Linked DNA regions of Homo sapiens: region 1 is linked to region 2. A link is an interaction called in ENCODE POLR2A ChIA-PET data of the cell type or tissue named here. Cell type or tissue: HepG2. All regions are shown on one strand.

Region 1 (4,000 bases), 280 kb before region 2:
GGTGTGGTGGCTCATGCCTGTCGTCCCAATACTTTGGGAGGCCGAGGTGGGTGGATCACCTGAGGTCAGGAGTTCAAGACCAGCCTGGCCAACATGGCGAAACCCTGTCTCTACTAAAAATACAAAAATTAGCTGGTTGCAGTGGCGGGCGCCTGTAATCCCAGCTACTTGGGAGTCTGAGGCAGGAGAATCACTTGAACCCAGGAGGCAGAGGTTGCAGTGAGCCGAGATCATGCCACTGTACTCCAGCCTGGGCGACAGAGCAAGACTTCATCTCAAAAAAAAAAAAAAAAGCACCACAAATGGCACCAACACCTAGAGCCCTCAAGTGCTGCTCCTGCCTGCAACTTTAGAGTCATCTTCCAAGGGACTCTAGAATCACAAGTTCCACCACGTCTAGAACAACAGGGCTACCAAGATCAAAAACTCTGCTGTCCCCCGATGCCTGGAACCTAGAGGCATTAGGTTCTCCCCTAGGTTCTAGTGATGCCTAGAGCCGTGGGGCTGCGCACTCATCACCATTAGCAATGCGCTGTGTCTTTAGAGAGAGCCTTATGTAGCTTATGACTGCGGAGAGGACATGTGTTAGCAGGACTGGGAGTGGGATCTACGGAGGGAAGCACATGCGGACATGGCGGGTGGGCCACATGGACCGTGCAGGCACCACAGCTTGCCCAGGCTGCCCTATCCATGCTTGCGTGTCTCACTGTTGCCCCACGTGTCCCCCCCACCCCCCAGGTCGCACTGGTGGTGTTTGCTGTCCACACTCTGGTGGCCGAGAATGCTATGAATGCAGAGAAAGCCTTTGTGACTCTCACAGTTCTCAACATCCTCAACAAGGCCCAGGCTTTCCTGCCCTTCTCCATCCACTCCCTCGTCCAGGTGAGGTGGGTGCAAGGGCTGGAGCCATCCTGGGAGAGTGCGTGGGCTACACCTGGCTCCAGCTTCCCTACCCCTGCCATTTGCAGAGGAGAGGGAAGACAGAGTGGGAGGGAGAGGGATGGTGTGGAGCTGGAAAAGAGGCGGGTAGGGGCAAGAACAGAGGCGGGCAGAGAGTACAGCAAATACATCTGGAAGGGGTCAGCCTTTGGAGGGCAATGTGCAGACCTTTCCACACACACCTCAGAACATGCATACTTGTCCATCTGCCCAGCAATTCCACATACAAGCAATCATGTCAGTTCCCTTTTTTATACAAAGCGATTTTGTTTCTCTTCCTTTGCTATCTCTAGTCCTTTCAGCATGGTGAAAACAAGAAACGGCGGCATACCTGAGCCATCTCCATGTTTTTTATTTTTTATTTTTATTTATTTATTTATTTGAGATGGAGTCTCACTCTGTCACCCAGGCTGGAGTGCAGTGGTGCAATCTCGGCTCACTGCAAGATCTACCTCGCAGATTCAAGTGATTCTCCTGCCCCAGCCTGCCAAGTAGCTGGGACCACAGGCATGCACAACCATGCCCAGCTAATTTTTTTTTTTTTTTTTGTATTTTTAGTAGAGATGAGATTTCACCATGTTGGCCAGGCAGGTCTTGAACCGCTGACCTCAGGTGATCTGCCCACCTTGGCCTCCCAAAGTGCTGATTACAGACATGAGCCACTGCACCCAGTCTTATTTATTTATTTATTGTGTTTTTAGTAGAGACAGGGTTTCACCATGTTGGCCAGGCCAGGCTGGTCTTGAACCCCCGACCTCATGTAATAAGCCCGCCTCAGCCTCCCAAAGTGCTAGGATTACAGGCATGAGCCACCGCGCCTGGCCGCCTTATTTATTTATTTATTTATTTATTTATTTATTTATTTAATTTATTTATTGAGACAGTGTCTCACTCTGTCACCCAGGCTGGAGTGCAGTGGCACGATCTCAGCTCACTGCATGCTCAAACTCCTGGACTCAAGTGATGCTTCTACCTCCCAGCCTCCTGAGTAGCTGGGACTACAGGCATGGGCCACCACATCCGGCTAATTTTTTTAATTTTTTGTAGAAACAAAGAGTCTTGCTATGTTCCCCAGGTCTCCAACTCCTGGCCTCAAGTGATCCTCCTGCACTTGGCTTCCCAAAGTGCTGGGATTACCGGCATGAGCCGCTGCACCTGGCCTAATCTCTATTTTAACGACTGGTCTCTTTCTTCCCCAAAGATGGGTTTGTGACTGGGAGAGAGCGCCCCCAGGTGGACAACATTTGAAATTGTTCCACACAATGGCTTGATAACCTTATTGGAAAAGCCACCATCCTCTTCCCAGATCTTGTCTGCAGAATGGCAGCTGGCTTGCTTCGGTGTCACTGATTTGTAGGATCGCAGAGGTGGGAGATCACCACCATCAAGGTCACCACTCGGGTTGCATCGTTTCCCATGAACTAGAAAGCTTTGTCCTCACGCCTCCTATGCACAGAGCTTGGTAGACAGGAAGCTGTTGCCACACATCTTGAGACACCGACACCCAAAACCTGAGTTCTTTGCTCTTCTTGCTGGGTGACCTGCGGCTTCGGTTTTCCTAGGCCCGGGTGTCCTTTGACCGTCTGGTCACCTTCCTCTGCCTGGAAGAAGTTGACCCTGGTGTCGTAGACTCAAGTTCCTCTGGAAGCGGTGAGTGCTGAGTCTGGCAGGAGGGGTGTGGGAGGGATGGGGGATGTGGGGGCCACCCCAGCCCATAATGGCAAGCCAGCATCAGTACTGGGGGGAGATGGGGGCTGCGGGCAATGGATGACACGTGCAGATCACGCCATCTGCGTGTCACTTGGAAACTGGCACCGTGCTGCTCTTCTTTCTGCTAGCCATTCAGCGACCACTCACTGAGCGCCCACTTTGTACCATCCTGGGTGTACAACAGGGAACACTCTAACACAGTGGTCCCCAAGCTTTTTGGCACCAGGGACTGGTTTTGTGGAAGACAGTTTTCCCACGGACCGGGGAGAGGCGCGTGGTTTTGGGATGATTCAAACACATTCCATTTATTGTGCCCTTTATTATTATTACATTGTACTATATAATGAAATAATTATACAACTCACCATAACGTAGAACCAGTGGGAGCCCTGAGCTTGCTTTCCGTCAACTAGATGGCCCCAAAGCGGGTGATGGGAGACAGAGATCATCAGGCATTAGATTCTTATAAGGAACACGCAACCCAGATTCCTCACATGCACAGTTCACAAGTGTTCGTGCTCCTTTGAGAATCTATTGCTGCTGCTGATTTGGCAGGAGGTGGAGCTCAGGCGGTGATGGGAGTGATGGGGAGTGGCTATAAACACAGATGACACTCTGCTCACCTGCCCTGCGCTCACCTCCTGCTGTATGGCCCAGTTCCTAAGAGGCTGCAGACTGGTACCAGTCTGTGGCCTGGGGGTTGAGGACTCCTGCTCTAACAGACCAGGTCCTTGTCCTCATGCAGAAAGTCCCAGGTAATAAGCATGACAGCATTTTGATCAAGCTGGAAAATAGCAGCATTTCAAGCACCATTGCACGATGAGACTTACCAAGCTCAAGTTACCTGGGCTTCCCCCTCCACCCCATCCTTCTTTTATGCCACGGGCCAAGACACCCTCCCCCTTGTTGCACTGAAGAACCTGGGCAAACTGTGTACCTGGAAAACACCCACATAGTGGTAAGAAGCCGAGCCTGTGGCATTCAACTGCCCAGGTCCAAATCCCAGCCCCAGCACTGACTAGCTGGGTGATCCTGACAAGTAGATCATCTCTCTGAGCTTCCGTGTTCCCATCTCCAAAATGGGCATGTTAATCGTTATAGCAGCTAATTGTGACGATGAATTTAATTGATCTGGGCTAAGCCATGAGAGCTTTGATTTTTAGAAAATCTTTCAGGCAATTCTAACTACGTCTTAAGGATCAAGAACCACTAATCTAATTACACTTGTTATCACAGTGAAATAATAATAATAATTAGTAGTAGTAGCAGTAGTATTTTTGAGACACAGTCTTACTCCGTCATCCAGGCTGGAGTGCAGTGGTGCAATCTTGGTTCACTGCAACCTCCGCCT
Region 2 (4,000 bases):
TCCAGCCTGGGTCACAGAGTGAGACTCCGCCTCAAAAAAAAAAAGAAACAGAAAAAGAAAAGAAATTGATATTTTAAAACCAGTAAGAGAGTTTGATTTGCAACCAAAAAAAAAAAAAAGTTTAACCAATAGGAGGTTATTTTGTTTTAAGAGCAGAAAAAATAGGATGAAAGTAAATCAGATAGGTAGCTACCTATTTGACACATTCCTCCAGCTTACCCTGAATAAACCTGCCCAAGTATGTCCACTATCCATCCATCCCCTGAAAGGGACTGAGGAAGATCTATTATCTAGACAAATTCTTCTGGGACATAATATTTGGACATTTTAAACTTCCCCATAATCTGTCACGCATTTTCTGTTTGATTCATCATTGATCGACAAGCCAATTACTGTTCTTACCTACCATTTTATATTCAGGGACATTTAGTTCTTTTTTTCTTTTTTTGTTTTTTTTTTTTGTTTGTTTGTTTTTTTTGGCGAGACGAAGTGTCAATCTGTCACCCAGGCTGGAGTGCAGTGGCGCGATCTCGGCTCACTGCAACCTCCACCTCCCAAGTTCTCATAAATGTTTTCTAGAGTTTTTTGGAACCCCAAATTTAATATGACATTCAGACCAAGATGCAATAAACAAACATTTATTGATCACAAAAAAAAGAGAGAAGGCTAGATGCAGTGGCTCACACCTGTAATCCCAGCACTTTGGGAGGCCGAGGTAGGTGGATCACTTGATCTGCCAGAAGTTTGGGGCCAGAAGTTTGGGACCAGCCTGGGCAACATGGCAAAAACCAGTCTCTACTAAAAATACAAAAAGTTAGCTTGGAGTGGTGGTGTGTGCCTGTAATCCCAGCTACTCAGGAGGCTGAGGCTGGAGGATCACTTGAGCCTTGGAGGTGGAGGTTGCAGTGAGCCAAGATTGCGCCACTGCGCTCCAGCCTGGGTGACAGATCGAGACTCTGTCTCAAAAAAAATAAGAAATGAAAGAGAGAGAGAAGGAAGAGAGGCCAGATGAAGTGCTGGAGGCTTCTGAAGTGGTACGTAAGAACCAGGAATGGAGAATGTGTAGTTAGGGACAGGAAGAGAAAAATCCTAACCATAGTGTCTTTATTTATTTATTTGTTTGTTTGTTTGTTTTTTGAGATGGAGTCTCACTCTGTTGCCCAGGCTGGAGTGCAGTGGCACAATCATGGCTCACTGCAACCTCTGCCTCCCAGGTTCAAGCCATCCTCCTGCCTCAGACCCTCTAGTTGCTGGGATTACAGGCACGTGCCACCATGCCCGGCTATTTTCTGTATTTTTAGTAGAGATGGAGTTTCGCCATTTTGGCCAAGGTGGTCTCAAACTCCTGACCTCGGGTGATCCACCCGCCTCGGCCTCCCAAAGTGCTGGGATTACAGGCATGAGCCACTGCGCCCACCGATGGTGCCTTTAAACAGTACTCTTGATTCCAGGTGACAGAAATTCAAATTAGCCTAAACCATCATGTATTGGCCCATGAATCTAAAATGTCCAGTGGCAGAGCTGGCTTTGGTCATAGTCCAGGAGCTCAATGGTCTGTGTCACTTCGTTCTACTTTCTCTTTGTTGGTGTCATTTCAACAGGTTATTCTCTGGCAGAGGCAAAGGTGACACCCAACCACTCCTGCCTCTATCCTACCTAGCAACCCCAAGGCAATACACTCTGTCTTGTCCAATAGCTGCAGCAGATGTCTTGGGTTTGAGCCTCATTGGCCCTTCTGAGTGTCACATGACCACACCCGAACCAATCAGTGAGACTGGCGAGGCTGGGTGAACTGTCTTGAATGGCTAGACCTGGGTCTTAACACCCACCCCTGCAGCCAGCCCCACTGAGAGGGCTGAGGGCGGGTGAGTCAATGGTTCCCCAAAGGGAATTTAGGGTACTGTTTCTGAAAAAATGGACAATGAAGGCTGAGTGGAAACAGCAGTCATGGAAAGCACACAACAGACAAGTGCCTTTCTCTCTGCCTCTGCCACTCAAGGCCGCCTTAAGTTCCTCCAGTGTGCTAATTGTTCCCCCGGGTCTTTTGAACACGTTGTTCTGTGTTTTTTGAATGCTCTTCCATACCTGTGCCTAAGTAACACCTGCTTATCCTTCAGCTGTCAGCCCCAACATCATCTTCTCAGGGAAGCTGTAGCACTTGTATTTTCCAAAAGTGGCCACAATTATTCATTCATGAGTAGATGCTCAATAATATCTTTTGAATGAACGCATGCATGAATAAAAGGTTAAAATGTAAACAAAGTGATCTTACACTCTTATTGAGAAGGGTGGCCTGTGTTCCCTTCCGTTGAATCCAGATGAGCTTGAGGCTACTGTGGAACTGACATGGTGTGACTTTTTTTTTTTTTTTTTTTTTTTTGAGATGGATTTTCACTCTTGTCACCCAGGCTGGAATGCAATGACGCAATCTCGGCTCACTGCAACCTCCACTTCCCGGGTTCAAGCGATTTTCCTGCCTCAGCCTCCCAAGTAGCTGGGATTACAGGCGCATGCCACTACACCCAGCTAATTTTTGTATTTTTAGTAGAGACGGGGTTTCACCATGTTGGCCAGGCTGGTCTCTAACTCCAGACCTCAGGTGATCCATCCGCCTCAGCCTCCCAAGGTGCTGTGATTATAGGTTTGAGCCACTGCACCTGGCCAATAATATCTTTTGAATGAATGAATGCATTAATGAAAAGTTAAAACGCAAACAAGGTGACTTTGACACTCCTGTTGTGAAGGGTGGTCTGTGTTCCCTTCCCTTGAATCCAGACGAGCTTGAGGCTACTGTGGAAGTGACATGGTGTGACTTCTGAAACTGGTCATAAAAGGTGAAAAGCTGGCCGGACATCGTGGCTCACATCTGTAATCTCAGCACTTTGGAAGGATGAGGCAGGAGGATCATTTGAGACTAGGAGTTCAAGACCATGGAGGAGTGGAGTGGACTGGGCTGTGACCTGCCAAGGGCAACAAGCAAGACCCTGTCTCTCTCTCTCTCTCTTTTTTTTTTTTAATAAATATGCCAGCCTGGCCAACATGGCAAACCTAGCCTCTACTAAAAATACAATAATTAGCTGGGCGTGGTGGCGCTCACTTGTAGTCCCAGCTACTTAGGAGGCTGAGGCACAAGAATCACTTGAACCCAGGAAGTGGAGGTGGCAGTGAGCCAAGATCATGCCACTGCACACCAGCCTGGGTGACAGTGAGACTTTGTCTCAATTGAAAAAAAAAAAAAAGATATGAAAAGCTCCCACTTGGCTCTGTTAGGATGCTCCATCTTGGAACCCAACCACCATGCCATAAGGAAGCTCAAGCAGCCCGTGGAGGGGGCCCCCATAGAGAAGAAATGGGATCCCTGCCCACAGCCCTGGCTGAGTTCCCACCTGACAGCAAATACCAAATTGCCAGCCATGTGACTGAGCCATCCACAAAGTGGGTCTTCCAGAATCTTGATAACATTGTACTCAGTGACAGAAGCCAGACACAATAGGCCACGTAGTGTATATTCCATTTGAAGTGTCTAGAACAGACAGATCTATAAAGACAGAAGATAGATGAGTGTTTCCAGGGACTAGGGGAAGAGGGAATAGAAGAGACTGCTAATGGTATATATTCTGTTGTTGTTGTTCTTGTCATTGTTGTTTAGAAACAGGGTCTCATTCTGTCACCCAGGCTGGAGTGCAATGGTGCGATCATAGCTCACTGCAGCCTGGAACTCTTGGGCTCAATTGATCCCCCTGTCTCAGCCTCCCGAGTAGCTGGGACCACAGGTGTGCGCCACCACATCCAGATAAGTATAGGATTTCTTTTTAGGGAAAAGGAAATATCGTGGAATTAGATAGCAATAGTTGTACAATCCTGTGAATATACTAAAAAGCATTGAATTGTATGGTTTCACATGGTGAAATTTATGGCATGTAAATTATATCTCAGAGACAACCAAAAAAAAGTGGGTCCTCCAGCCCCTGTCAAGCTGCCCCATGTTGAGCATGGCATG

The links. Peaks named below come from ENCODE experiments on the same cell type or tissue, not always from the same donor. Only the 100,000 strongest peaks of a DNase experiment are listed, where the experiment ranks them.
Region 1: POLR2A ChIA-PET joins it to region 2 with 10 read pairs; 1 of 35 experiments calls an interaction of 5 or more read pairs at or near these places.

The regions. Positions count from the first base shown.
Region 1 is chr16:16,185,713-16,189,712 of GRCh38, reverse strand. ABCC6 (ATP binding cassette subfamily C member 6) reads left to right here. Exons shown (of 31, transcript NM_001171.6): 13 at 739-882; 14 at 2,502-2,589. Among named protein-coding and RNA genes, the nearest start is that of ABCC6, 36 kb to the left of the region's middle. RefSeq lists a silencer at 3,140-3,313. In HepG2, a CTCF peak has its summit at 2,177 (motif pointing left); a DNase peak (open chromatin) is centred at 2,152.
Region 2 is chr16:15,905,963-15,909,962 of GRCh38, reverse strand. The region is part of intron 1 of LOC107984869 (a long non-coding RNA gene); the gene reads left to right. Among named protein-coding and RNA genes, the nearest start is that of CEP20, 19 kb to the right of the region's middle. In HepG2, no CTCF peak of the experiment used is centred here; a DNase peak (open chromatin) is centred at 1,722.